Regions from separate parts of the Homo sapiens genome. Here all the other regions are linked to region 2. A link is a contact called in ENCODE Hi-C data. All regions are on one chromosome and are shown on one strand. Each heading gives the region's core, a stretch centred on a gene start or an enhancer-like site at or near the end of the contact. The rest is flanking DNA. Distances are from core to core; before and after follow the strand shown. Region 1 holds the start of SMIM14 (small integral membrane protein 14). Region 2 overlaps APBB2 (amyloid beta precursor protein binding family B member 2). Region 3 holds the start of BEND4 (BEN domain containing 4).

Region 1 (4,453 bases), core at 22-2,521, 1.4 Mb after region 2:
TTCGTAAAATCTTTGTTTGGGATTCACTTTTACTTCGCCACTTGTCCCATTTTAATTAAAGCTTGCCAACTGAAGGACCTAAGAAAACAATATAGTTCTGCATTTTGCCAAATTGGGAAATTTCCAGGGCCCCCAAAATTTAGCGGGGAGACTCAGAGACTAGAATGGGAGAATAGGAAGCACCAACTTGCTCTAAAAGGAAGATTGGGTAAAAGCAGCACTCTTATTCCAGCTCTACAACCAAAGCAACTAAGACTTGGGCTGGCTGGCTGCCTAGCCACAGCATTCCCTCCTACTTCCCCATTATCTCCTGACCAGCAAGTCATCTTTGGTCACATATCTTTAATTATTTAGTTTGAGACAAAGTCTCACTATCACCCAGGCTGGAGTGCAGTGGCGCGATCTCGGCTCACTGCAACCTCCGCCTCCCGGGTTCAAGCGATTCTTCCACCTCAGCCTCCCGAGTAGCTGGGACTACAAGCGGGCACCACCATGCCCGGCTAATTTTTGTGTTTTTAGTGGAGATGGGGTTTCACCATGTCGGCCAGGCTGGTCTCGGACTCCTGACCTCAAGTGATCCGCCCACCTCTGCCTCCTGAAGTGCTGGGATTACAGGCATGAGTCACCAAGCCCGACTACATATTCCTTTTATTAATATTCCTGTTGAACTTAATTTTGGTCGTTTCCGGTGCAAAAATGTTAAGGTAAAGGGAATCAATAACAGCCACATTTGATGTATTTTTGTAATCCCCATCTCCAATTTCCATCCGGGCCTGAGTAACCAAAAACACTTTACAGGGGTAGACTGTCTCAACAGACATCAATTTGTAACCGCGTCTACCTCTACCACGGTATTCTAAAGACTCCGTCGAGGAAAACCTTTAGCTCGGGCAACGGGAGACACATTACAGAACACTGTCCGCCGCCGAAGAAACAGACGATACGCGGGAGAGTTGAACAGACACCCGGCCTCGCCCCGATTGCTTCACAGTCCTCAGCCACGCCCCTCCCAACCGGAACTACATCCCCCGCACTCCGCGCCCCCACGCACAGCGTGTCGTAGGCGTCCGAAGCCGCAGGCTCCCGCCCGGCTTCCCGGGACGCACAGGGCAGGCGCTGGGCATGCGCATGCTCGGCAGGCGGGGCAGCTGGAGTCTCCAGGCGCTGCAATCTGTTGCGCCGCCGCCCGCGGGAGCCGGCAGATCCGGGTCTTGTGGCTAAGAGTGACGTGGTCACTCGAATCAAAACAGAGGAGGGGGAGGAAGCCGGCGGCCAGAAACGGCAGTGGCAGCAGCGTCCGGAGCAGCCGCAGCCTTCTGGAAGCTCCAGGCGGTCTTTCTGCCGAGCCTCGGTCCCGGCCCCCATCCTCCCCGCCCCATCGGTTGTTGTCTGGGCGGGTGAGTGTCTCCCCCTCTCCCACCAGCGTTTGCTGGCTCACCCTCCCCTCGCCCCAGTTTTTCCTGGGGGCTCCTCAGGCTCTCGGGGACTGCGGCGGCTGCGGCAGAACAGGGCTGTTTCTCGGGCTTGGCGTTTCCTCGGCCGGGCTGGCGATTCTGCACCGGGAGAAGCTCCGCTGCTGCCGAGCCCGCGTCCCCCGCGAAGAGCCTGCAATTGGGTATTCTCTGCAGGATGTCAGAGTCGGGGCTTTGCAGGCAAGGGCAAGGTAGCCACGGGTGGTTTTATTTTTAGGATCAGATTGTCGACGGGTGGAGGCGTATCATGGAGTAAAAAGAGAGTCGTAGCTGGAAGGAAAAACTCACAAATCCTGAAATCCACACTATCTTGTTTACCGTCTCCCTCAGCCCTTTCTGGGTACGGTGAAGTCACTAGGATGCGTCCTTTGTTGTGATAAGTGAGACGAGAAAGCTGACACCCTGAAAGCGAGAGCTTTTTAGCTCCTATTGTGTCGCGAATTTAAAGGATCCCCTTTTTCTGTTTGCTCAGTAAGTGGAACCAAGGCTGACAGTAAAGAGGTAGCAGCACCCTTTATTGGAACTAATAGTGTGTGATAAACTGGTTACCGGCTCTACCCGAAGTCCCGTGTTGCTGTTTAAAGGCAGACTTCACCAAAGTGGCTGTTTATATGTGCCAGGATTTTAGCCGAGATGGTTTGCTAGCTGTAGAGAGTCGGTAGGATGTTTTCAGTTGCCCCAGTTGGCAAAACCGAGGCTGTGGCCTTAATAGAATGTGTTACTTTTGCATCGAGAGAGTCGGATGAGCTTCACACACGTAATAGCTACATTTGCAGAAGAGACCTTCCAGTTTGTGTGTGTTATTGTCAGAAACAGCAGCTGTACATATTATAACTTGGAAAGCGTAAGACCTTCCAGGTGTTGGAGTGTTGGGACGCTTAGGAGGCATTCTTGCTGCCCAGCGCTGTGGAGGTTGCAGGAGGCTTTGCATTCCCTTCCACTTAGGGTGGCTGGCCGCGCAGATTCCTTTAGTGTAGCCTGCTCCGAACTTGCCGCTCTCCGCGGCCGTCGACAGCACTGCGACCAGAAAACCAAACCTTTTTGTCCTAACTTTTTTTTTTTTTCCAACGTGGTGTTTAAGAACACCGCTTCACCCCCGAGAACTCATTAATTGAGGTGTTTCAGTGGTTAACAGCAAGAAAGAACAACAGTACGTGATAGTTAATTGCTCCTTATCAAACCCAGGAAGAGTTATGAGTTTAGATTATTTCCTTGAAGGGTATGTCCTTGTGGTATAACATGAACCCCTTAACGAATCTTTTCTCCAGTGTTTGCCGTTGAGATATTTTTTCTTACTACTGTAGTTGGAATCCTTCTGATTTAGAAGAAGGAAAGATTTCTTGAAGTTCTTTTTCAGCTTTTTACCTTTTATGCTAGCCTATAACTAATATTTTTGGTTATACGAAATACTTTGTGTAATAGAGAAGATGTTGATAAAAGCAGATAGGAAAAAAAAATCAATAATCCTGCCACCCAAAGATCACCAAAATGTTAGTTTATACCCTTCTAAACTACTTTTTTGCATTTATATATTTTATACAAATATGGTATCATACCACATATGCTTTTCAGTACATAACCTGCTTTTTCACATTCTAGTACTTCTTTTTTGAGTAATAATTTAAATTTTTCAGACATGGACTTTGGACCTTAAATTTTAGAGCGTATTCACTACACAGTAGTGCCCCCTTATCCGTGGTTTCACTTTCAGGGGTTTCCCGAGTTTCAGTTTCTGTGGTCAACCGCAGTTTGAAAATACAATCATATTTTCAGAGACCACATTCACATAACTTTTATTATAGTATATTGTTATAACTGTTCTATTATTAACTATTGTCAGTCTCTTACTGTGCCTAATTTATAAATTGAATTTTATCGTAGGTGTGTATAGGAAAAAAACAGTCCATATATAGGGTTCTGTACTATATGGGCTTTAGGCATCCACTGGGGGGGGGTTGTTTTATAATTTTTTAATTTTAAAATTTAATAGAGACGAGATCTCACTGTGTTGTCCAGGCTGGTCTCAAACTCCTAAGCTCAAGTGATCTTCTGGCCTCAGCCTCCCAAAATGCTAGGATTACAGGGATGCTGAGACACCAGGTCCAGCCCACTGGAGTTTCTTTGAATGTATCCCTTGTGGATAATGGGGGACTTCTATGTTTGGCAAACCATAATTATTAAAAGCATGGTTTTAAAAGATTTCCTCACAAATCTCTATGATAATGTAACATTTAAGAAATTAATATGCATTGTGTGGCAAAGTAAGACCTCACTTGTTTGGCTCTTGGGAAAGAAAGCACAGCCTGAGGATAATATGAAAGTTTAAGTAGTTTTTGCTACTCAGTGGTTTGATTCGGGTAAAGATTTAGTTCTGTTCCATAGTTATACTCTATTCCAAATGCTGATCAGATGTTCAGGCCCCAGGCAGTAAGGTCCTGGAAGATTTTAACTTTACACGTCACACTTTTTTTTTTTTTTTTTTTTTTTTTTGGGAGATGGAGTCTTGCTCTATTGTACAGGCTGGAGTGCAGTGGTGGATCTCAGCTCACTGCAACCTCTGCCTCCCGGGTTCAAGTGATTCTCCAGCCTTAGCCTCCTGAGTAGCTGGGATTACAGGTGCACACCATCACGCCCGACTAATTTTTGTATTTTTAGTAGAGACGGGGTTTCACCATGTTGGCCAGGCTGGTGTCAAACTCCTGACCTCAAGTGATCTGCCCACCTTGGCCGCCCACGGTGCTGGGATTACATGCGTGAGCCACTTCACCTGGCCCACATCACACTTAATATGCATTGAGTCTTGGTGTGTGCCCATTTAGTCCAGTGCTTTACCAGTTGGCACCAAAAGAGCCTGCTATGGAAGGAAACGTCCTCTTCATCTCAACTTCAGAGGATAAGTACATGCCATGAACTATCCTAAATCTGCTAATAACCTATTTTGAGTTTGAGCCTCATAAACTTACCTAAAATCTTTAAATCTC
Region 2 (4,831 bases), core at 1,760-4,259:
GTCTCTGTTTCTGTTAAAAAAATGTTTAAGGGCTGGCACGGTGGCTCACACCTGTAATCCCCAGTACTTTGGGAGGGTGAGGCAGGAGGATTACTTAAGTCTAGGATTTCAAGACCAGCCTGGGCAACATGGCAAGACCCTGTCTCTGTAAAATTAAAAAATTAGCCAGACATAGTGGCACATGCTGGCGTCAGCTACGTAGGAGGCTGAGGTAGGAGGATTTAACTCAGGAAGTCGAGGCTGTAGTGAGCTGTGTTTGTGCCACTGCACTGCAGCCTGGGCAACAAAGTGAGTCTGTTTCAAAAAAAAAAAAAAATTTTTTTTTTTTAAACATTAGCCAGATATAGTGGCACATACCTGTGGTCCCAGCTACTCAGGATGCTAAGGCCAGAAGATCGCTTGACCCTGGCATTTGAAACTATGATGGTGCCACTACACTCCAGCCTGAGCAACAGAGCAAGACTCTGTCTCAAAAAAAAGATCCATTTCTGACGGATGGACTTATTAATCAACTTCTCGAGAAATACTAAAGCCAAAATAAGAAACACTGGAGCCAAAATAAGAATCTATTAATTTGTTATGAGAATTACCACTCTCCTAGGTGTTAGATTTCTTGGTACTGCATGTTCAGTGCACATTCTCAATGCCAGTGTATTATTTTCCAAATAGAAATAATTACTCAACTGCATAGGAAACCCAAGCATAAGCTTGTTTGCTTGGGGAACATGGTTTCAGCCAAAGGGGTGTTGGATGAATCAAATATTTAAATGGTCTCAGGCTGGGATAGTCTGAGGCGCGCTGTCCTTCTTTCCCTTGAGATGATGCTACTTGGGACCTAGAATCCTTGAAGTGCATTGCCTAAGAGTCCCTCTTCAGAGAAAAGGGAATGATTGCTTTTTTTTTTAAGGTACTTACATTTTTGATCAATACAATCTTTCTTAAGATACAGTAATATTTTCCTTCTTTATTTCTTTCCCTCCTTCCCTCCCTCCCTCCTTCTCTCTCTCCTTCCTTCCTTTTTCCTTTCTTCTTTTCTTTTCTTTTTTTTTTTTTCCGGAGTCTTGCTCTGTCGCCCCAGGCTGGAGTGTAGTGGCACAATCTTGACTCACTGCTACCTCCGCCTCCCAGGTTCAAGCGATTCTCCTCCCTCAGCTTCCCGAGTAGCTGGGACTATAGGCATGTGCCACCACGCCTGGCTAATATTTTGTATTTTTAGTAGAGATGGGGTTTCACCATGTTAGCCAGGATGGTGTCAATCTCTTGACCTCATGATCCTGCCCACCTCACCCTCCCAAAGTGCTGGGATTACAGGCATGAGTCACTGCACCCGGCCCAAGATACAGTAATATTTTCTACTGAGTTAAAGATAAGTCATACTATGTTTGGGAGACATCTTATCTCACTCTTACTCCATTTCTTGGTTTTGATCCATTGACTGATTCAACTATCATACTTTAACTTCAAGAGCAATCTTATTTTCTTCATTTGCAAGTCTTGGAGAAAATCTCGTTGCAGCTAGTAAGTTTGGCCTGTAGTCTGTCTGCATCAGAACTCCTAGGTGTTTCTTTTTTTTTTTTTTGAGATGAGTCTTGCTCTGTTGCCCAGGCTGGAGTGCAGTGGCGCGATCTCGGCTCACTGCAAGCTCCACCTCCCAGGTTCACGCCATTCTCCTTCCTCAGCCTCCCGAGTAGCTGGGACTACAGGCGCCCGCTACCGTGCCCGGCTAATTTTTTGTAATTTTTAGTAGAGACGGGGCTTCACCATTCACAGGATGGTCTTGATCTTCTGACCTTGTGATCTGCCTGCCTTGGCCTCCCAAAGTGCTGGGATTACAGGTGTGAGCTACCGCGCCCAGCCTCTCCTAGGTGTTTCTTTAAATGTAGATACCTGGGCCCTACCTGTGCCTTACAGACTCAGACGCAGGTAGTGGGTCTCAGGAACCTGCATTTTAACTTCCTCCTCTATGCATCATTTGAGAAGCATGGCTCAGATTCTGACACAGGAACTGCTTTAGTTAGGGCCTTCTGTTGTGTTTGAAGTGCTGTGTTCCTATTATAATGGATACTGATCTGGCTAACATTTAACAAGAATCACAGCCTTAATGAAAAACGTGGAAAACATTTATTTTCTTTTAAAAAATAATATTTTCTTTTGTTTTTGATAGAATCAAGTAGAAGTGGCCAGGCATGATGGCTTATGCTGTAATCCCAGCACTTTGGGAGGTTGAGGCAGGAGGATTGCTTGAGGCCAGGAGTTTGAGACCAGCCTGGGCAACATAATGAGACTTCATCTCTATAAAAAATAAACAAAAAATTAGCTGGGTATGATGGCACGTGCCTGTAGTCCCAGCTACTCAGGAAGCTGAGGTGGGAGGATCTCCTTGAGCCCCGGAGGTCAAGGCTGCAGTGAGCCAAGATCACACCACTGCACTTCAGCCTGGGAGACAAAGGGTAACCCTGTCTCAAAAAACATTTTTGTTAAAAAAAAAAAAAAAAAAAAAAAAGAGAGAAGAGTTCTTAATTGCTCCTGTGCTCCAGAAATTAAACTACTGGAAATCTCTTCTCTTGTTCTTGTCCCTAAAATGGAATTTGTGCCATAAGCTTTACTGCACTATGAACACTGAATATTTAAATCCCAGCTGTGCTATTACTAAATGGATGATTGTGGCTGAGTCACTTAACACCATACGTTTCCTCCTCTGTCAAATAGGGTTAATAATAGTCTCTGCCTTGTGGGGTGGTTGTGATGATTAACTGAAACAAGACATGTGGGGCACAGAACGTAGTGATTGCCATGTAGTAAGGGCTCAGCAAAAATTGGATTTTATAAATATTCTGGTATGGAAAATTAATTCTCCCACTGAAGGAAAAGCACAGAGAGAGAGTAAAAGAGGGACTACGATTGTGTACACAAACAGAAAATAACTTCAGATAAGCAGCAGAGTAGACTAGAACAAGTAGGCAGGAAGACAGTGTTTCACAACGTAGAGATCCTGCACATGGCAGGCCGGCCTATCTCCATCCGGCCCTGTGGTTTGGCTTGTTCGTCATTGCCCATGAGCCTCGGTCTTACTTGAAGGGGTGAGGAAGGTGATGGGTCCTGAGGGTGGTGCAGCTCCCTGGCCTGGACATCGGGGGTCGGTCTTCTGCTCGTGATACTCCTGCTCGCTGGCTTCATACTTCCCGCGTTACTTCCAGGGGTTACCAGCGTTTCCATCCAGTCATTTCACACACCTCATTGAACAATTTTCCAAGTGTTGGTTTGCTCTCTTCCTTACTACATATTAATGAGGTGTCCAAGACTGCTGTTCAGCACGTATCTAAAATGTTGTTTAACTACATCAGAAGGTAAATCTATAGCTGCTGAAGCGAACTAAAAAGCTGTGTCAATCTGGTGCAGTGGCTCACACCTGTAATCCCAGTGCTTTGGGAGGCTGAGGTGGGAGGATAGTTTGAGGCTAGGAGTTTGAGACCAGCATGGGCAACATAGAAAGACCCCCCCCCATCTCTACCAAAAATAAATAAATAAATAAAATTAGCTAAGTGTAGTGCCGTGCACCTTTAGTACCAGCTACTCGGGAGGCTGAGGCAGAGGATGTCACTTGGGCCCAGGTGGTCAAGGCTATAATTATGCCACTGGCTTCCAGCTTGTGCAACAGAGTGAGACCCTGTCTCTTAAAAACAAGCAACAAACAAAAAAGGCAGCTGCATTGATAATCAGTCAGGTAAAGCATCGTCATTTTCACTTTCAAAAAGTTGTTCTGAGTATTAAGTGTTAGCAAAGATGCTTTTCTCTCTGTAGTATTTTTAGCCTTAACAGTTTTCACTCTTAATTTCAGTGTGAGTGTGGTGTGTGTGGTGTCTGTGCGTGAGTGTGAGAGAGAGAGATGGGGAGGAGGAGGGAGAGTGAGAGCAGTGTTCTGATTGTAGAACACCCTCACAGGTAGAATTGTTATAACTTTCTAATTGCAGACCACTCTCATAGAAGATTCTTAAGGAAACCTCAGCCCACCTTCTGAAGGGATGAGACGAGTAGCATCTTCAAGTGAAATGCCCTCTGGGGTCTGAAGGTTCTAAAAAAAATCCTAGAAAACCAAGGAAGATGGTGAATTATGGAAGAACTACCCAGATGATTTTCAAAGCTGTAAATTAACAAGTGTGTCTGTTTTAGGAGGAGGGGGTGAAAAGTCTAGGGTGTGTGTGTGTGTTTTTCTTTCTTCTTTTCTCTGTTCACTTGCCAAAAACAAACAAAAATGACCTCACTTCAGACACAGGGATAAAAGCAGGAGGAAATTGCTATAGTTAGAACACTATAGGTTTTTTTTCCCCCTGTACTTTTTGGATACATATTTTTAAAAAAATAAATAGGATCACTTACTCTGGCCTAGCACAATTTCATCTAAAGTGTTTTGAAAGTTATAGTCTTAATTTTAGGGACAGAATAGGTTATCGTAAGGGGTGTGAGGGTTTTTAAATGCAAGGCATTTTCCAGGGGACTTTTAAAAATCAATACCAGGAAGCAAAATAAAAAATTTAAAAATCAAAACCCAGCAAGGCACGGTGGCTCACACCTGTAATCCTAGCACTTTGGGAGGCCAAGGCAGGCAGATTTCTTGAGCCCAGGAGTTCGAGACCAGCCTGGGCAAAATGGTGAGATCTCATTTCTACAAAAAAAAAAAAAAAAAAAAAAGCAAAACACACACACACACAACAAAATTAGCCATGCGTAGTGGCACACATCTGTAGTTCCAGCTACTCAGGAGGCTGAGACGAAAGTTGCAGTGAGCCAAGATTGCACCACTGCCCTGCAACCTGGGCAACAGAGTGAAACC
Region 3 (4,790 bases), core at 2,081-4,580, 1.2 Mb before region 2:
CAGATGCACAACATCATGCTCAGTTATTATTATTTTTTTGTAGAGACGGGCTCTCACTATGTTGTTCAGGCTGGTCTCAAACTCCTGGGCTCAAGTGATCCTCCCCATTCAGCCTCCCAAAGTGCTGAGATTACCAGCATGAACCACTGTGCCTGTCCCTCATCATAGTTATTTCTATTTGAAATAATATTTTTCAGTTAGTTACTGGTTTATTTGTTTACCTGCTCCCCCCAAATCCATAATAGTAGGACCTTGTGATCTGGGTAACATTATATCCCCCAGTGCTTAGAAAGGTACCTAGCACATGGTAGACACTCAATAAATATTTGTGGAATAAATACCTGGGGGAATAAGGTCCCTGAAGGTAGCAAGATCCCCATCAGTGGAGGCATTTAAACATGGTTTGCACAACCACTTGCCAGGGCCATCGAAAACTATGGGCAGAGGCTTAGTCACAAGAATAAAAGACTGCATAGGTCCCTTCTAGTCCTATGTACCTACGATTATATGGCCACCACACCTTTTTTGCTATGCAATGGGAAAAGCAAAGGAGTATTCCTCAGTCATTTTGTACCAAATGATAGTATGCATACTCCTGTTCCTGCTGCAATATCATCTTGGCATTAAAATGTTGAAGCTAATCAGACATTTAATTTCAAAGTGGAAGGTCATTATCTTGTCACAAAATTTTATTCCAATTACTTTTTTTTCTATTATACGAAATGAATTAAAAGTAGCACAAAACATTGGGAGATCAAACAGTCAATCAGAAGCTCATTAAATATCATTGAAATTGGTGCAATAAAAAGCATTTCCCATGGCTGAGCTATTATTTAAAAGCTATATTCTGGATGGCTCAAGGAATTGACATGCTGCCAATCAAAAAATCACCCTGTCCATAAATAGCCACTTGGCTTTTCAAAATTCACTCTCACTCTCTCTCTCTCTTTTTTTTTTTTTTGAGATAAGAGTAAATATCTAAAAAGATTTAAAGCATGGGTATAATTACTATTCTATCAGCTCCTATGAGACCCCTAAGAGAAGATATCAGCAAAGTCACTATCTGATAATTTAGGCCACAATTTAGAGCAAGATGCTCACAGAGTGCTACCAGTAATTTTATGAACACTTAAATACATTACATCTATGTACAATACTCAGTTAAATACAATCTCAGGCAGGGGTTAGTGGTCAGCTATAATTTTAAAATTGCCTTCAACTCCACACTTAGAGTAAATGCTCATTTTATTTTTAAAAGGGTGATTCTTAAGTACTTCACTTTTCTATGAACTCAGGACGCAGACATAGGTGACTGCCCACATGAAAATCTGAAAGCTGATCATTTAAAACTTTTAAATATTTTTCCTCTGGGCACCTTCCCCTCCCCCTTCCCCCCACTTTTAAAAGCTAAATGACTAATTTGATTATTTCAGTTTTATAGAAATAATCACTTTTTGATGTAAAGGACAGCATGTCCTTTTCAATAGAAAATATACAATAGAAGTATTGTTCCCAGTCTCTTAAGGTGTTTAAGTGGTGAGGAGGATATACATTTAAAACTACATAGAAGAGGAAGCCCCCAGGTACAGGAAATTACTTCTTCAGAAGAACTAAAAGATTTCTCTCCTCTTAACTCCCCACACTGCCACCACCCCAATTTCTTTTCAAAAGCCAGGACTTATTGGCAAATTATCTGGGAGTAAAGTGGGAGGAAAACATTTCAATGCAAAATTCAGAACTGCTTTATAGAAAGGAAAGTGTGGGGAGGTTTGTTATCATTTATTTCCTCCAGTATATCATTCAATTTCAGCTGTCTCACGTCTCAGAAGTAGCTCCCCCATTTCTCACTTACGTGCCTAAGAAACATCTCCCTGGCATCTCATTCTCTTTCTCTTTCACCAGCATTTCATTATTTCTTAACTGTCCCTCTCATGCTTGTCTCCTTTTCCTAGTGATCCACGTGTCCTCATTTAGCAGTTTTCAGAAGCCAGGGAGAAACATTGCAAATAATGTTAAATATGATTAATATCTTGAATTCCTTGAAATATGACATGCATGAGTTACAATGAAACCTCTTTTATTTCCCCATGAAATGCTTTTGCATAATGAGAAAGAAAATGTCCTCTATGCCCTAATCAGCCCTGACAGTTCCTGGACTCCCAAATACTTATATTTATGGCATTATTTATTTCATCTCTAATAAATGGATTGGGGGGGGGACACAGCACCATCTGAGGAAGCTGCAGGAGAGAGGGAGACAATCTAGGGGGGAATAATACAGAAGCTGAACCAGCAAGGCAGAGAGAAAAAGCTTCCAAAGGGAAGGAGACCAGGGAAAGAGAGGCCAAAAGATGTGAACCCCCAGAAGAAAATGGGTCACCTTCCTAAGAATAAAAGGAAGGCTCTGAAAAGGAAACAAACTTCAGAGTGCAGAGATGAGGGTCCTACATCAAGGAGCATCCAGAACTCTGACCTGGAGAACGAAAAAGGAAGGCTGAAAAGCAAACCTGGGGCAGGGTATGCTGGTTGGCCTAGAAGAGGGGTGATTTGGGATAGGGAGCAATGGACCCTCTGCCCCAAAAAGTGGCTGGGAGAGACCAGGACATCTGCATCCCATGGAGGATCTTCCTCCCAACGACTGAGATCTCTCATTCAAACGGCTACTGAAATTGGGCACCCTCCAGACCCTCGCCGGATGGCGCCAGTTGCAGTGAGTAAAACAATGCAAGGAGTGAGTTCTCGTGTTTCCCTGGGCTTGCAAGTACATATACATATATTAAAAATGACACTGTTGAAAGTAATCATCACCTCAAAGGGAGGTATCAGGACATTTCCCCACTCAATTGCACAGAGGCTACTGGCTATGGGAAGTGAGGAGTTGACTTCAAATAACCTGGATGCGTCAGTGCAACACAGCCGCACACTCCCGAGTGTCTGACTTTGGGCAATTCCCTTCAACCTCTCAGAGCCTCGGTTTTCTCATCTTTATAATGGGGGGGAAATCATGGTGTCATGCACGTTCTCGGGGCCCCTACGGGAAACAAATGAAAACGTGAAAAAGTTCTACGCCTTGCGAGCTTTTATGTTCCGCATGAGCTCAGAGGCCGCGATGCTCGGGGAAAGCAGGACCCCAAAGCCCCGTAAACACCGCGCGACCACCCGGGCCAAGATCTTCAAGAGGTTCTTTTCAGAAGGATCGGAGAGCAATTCCCGATTGGTAGAAGAACTTGCTGTAATACACACGTACTCTGACGACCCCGCCCCAACGACTAGCCCCTCCTCTGTGCAACCCCGAGAGTTTGGGGTCATGCAGGGGGCGCCACGAGCTCGTTTCGGAAGCCGGACCCCGCCCGCAGCCGCAGAAGCCTCGAGTCCACATCTGGGTCTCTAAAGTCTCGCCGTAGCCAGATCCCGGATCCCCACCTTCTTCACCAGTTCCCGGGCGTCCTCCAGGTCCTCGCTTTCCCCCTTCCCCCGCTCCCCGTCGGAGGCGCGGAGCCGCCAGGCAGACCCCGCGGGCGGCTGCGGCGCCAGGCCCCGCCCCGCCCCCATTATCATTAGCAGATATTACCCTAAACACTTGCTCTTTACCTCCTTTCTCCCTCCAGGCATTGGCGAGGCAGCCTGTCAATCAGGAGCTCGGGCGGCAGCCCCCCGCGCGGGGGCTCGGCGATGCCAGCCTCAGCGACAGGCGGCGGCGGCGGCGGCCACGGCACAGACACACACCCTCCCACACGCGCGCACCAGGGCAGACCCGGCGGGCAGGCGGCGGAGGCACCCTCGGAGCCCGGCGCCCGGCGGGGAGGGGACGTGCTCCGAGGGACCGGCCCCGAGGCGCCGGATGGAGGAAGAGATGCAGCCGGCAGAGGAGGGGCCCAGCGTCCCCAAAATCTACAAGCAGCGCAGCCCCTACAGCGTCCTCAAGACGTTCCCCAGCAAGAGACCGGCGCTGGCCAAGCGCTACGAGCGACCCACCCTGGTGGAGCTGCCGCACGTGCGGGCGCCCCCGCCGCCCCCGCCGCCCTTCGCGCCGCACGCCGCCGTCTCCATCAGCAGCAGCGAGCCGCCGCCGCAGCAGTTCCAGGCGCAGAGCTCCTACCCCCCCGGGCCCGGCCGGGCCGCCGCCGCCGCTTCGTCGTCGTCGCCGTCCTGCACGCCCGCCACATCCCAGGGCCACTTGAGGACTCCGGCGCAGCCGCCGCCCGCGTCCCCCGCCGCCTCCTCGTCGTCTTCGTTCGCCGCTGTCGTCAGGTATGGCCCAGGCGCGGCGGCGGCCGCCGGCACCGGCGGCACGGGTAGCGACAGCGCCAGCCTGGAGCTCAGCGCAGGTACCAACTCTCCGCACAACTTTCCTTCCCGCCACGGCCGGGGGCAGCGGGAGGGGACCCAGGAAGGAGAAGCGGGGGGCCGCCGACACTTACCCGTGCTGGGCCGTGTCGGGATGTCGGGGCGCACCTGGGGCCTCCCCGCGCACCCGGAAACTTCGAGAGGATTCTCCAGCGCCGCCGCGCCTGGGCTTCCGACGGCGCGCGCCTAACAGGTGGCTCCGCGGCTTGGATCCCGCGCCGGGAAGCACGGCTGTGGCAGTCGGCGACCAGGATCGCTCGGGCGTGGTCCGGAGTGGGGCCAGACGCCCCCCCGGGGGATAGCGGCGGCCGCTCGGGAAGAAGCTGGAGCTTCTCGGGCCGCCCCGCTGGGACGCCCTCGTACTACTTCACTTTTTCCGTCTGCTTTTTCCCTTTCTCCTTCTTCCTCCATTTGTTTCTTCTTCTCTCCACTTCTCCTTTGCC

The links. Hi-C counts contacts between places; a loop is a spot of excess contacts on that map. Pooled maps may share reads with other maps.
Region 1: a map with no recorded cell type shows a loop between it and region 2 (5-fold over the local background). The contact joins the promoter of SMIM14 here to the enhancer-like site in region 2. A Hi-C loop is called at or near these places in 2 of 37 single-sample maps with no recorded cell type and 2 of 50 pooled maps.
Region 3: a loop to region 2 is called in a pooled map, with 5 times the contacts of the local background. The contact joins the promoter of BEND4 here to the enhancer-like site in region 2. A Hi-C loop is called at or near these places in 4 of 37 single-sample maps with no recorded cell type and 4 of 50 pooled maps.

Annotation. Positions count from the first base shown.
Region 1 is chr4:39,635,683-39,640,135 of GRCh38, reverse strand. SMIM14 (small integral membrane protein 14) reads left to right here and starts at 1,271. Exons shown (of 5, transcript NM_174921.3): 1 at 1,271-1,397. SMIM14-DT (SMIM14 divergent transcript) reads right to left here and starts at 996. Exons shown (of 6, transcript NR_183845.1): 1 at 842-996. RefSeq lists an enhancer at 612-1,329.
Region 2 is chr4:40,991,034-40,995,864 of GRCh38, reverse strand. All of the region lies in intron 6 of APBB2 (amyloid beta precursor protein binding family B member 2), which reads left to right. Among named protein-coding and RNA genes, the nearest start is that of APBB2, 220 kb to the left of the region's middle. RefSeq lists a silencer at 4,683-4,752. Within about 2 kb of position 3,009, at least 9 of the 41 ENCODE cell types and tissues checked have a DNase peak (open chromatin) inside an H3K27ac peak, as active enhancers do.
Region 3 is chr4:42,151,195-42,155,984 of GRCh38, reverse strand. BEND4 (BEN domain containing 4) reads left to right here and starts at 3,330. Exons shown (of 6, transcript NM_207406.4): 1 at 3,330-3,453; 2 at 3,609-4,328. The coding sequence starts at 3,842. RefSeq lists silencers at 3,638-3,957, 4,158-4,247 and an enhancer at 4,013-4,790.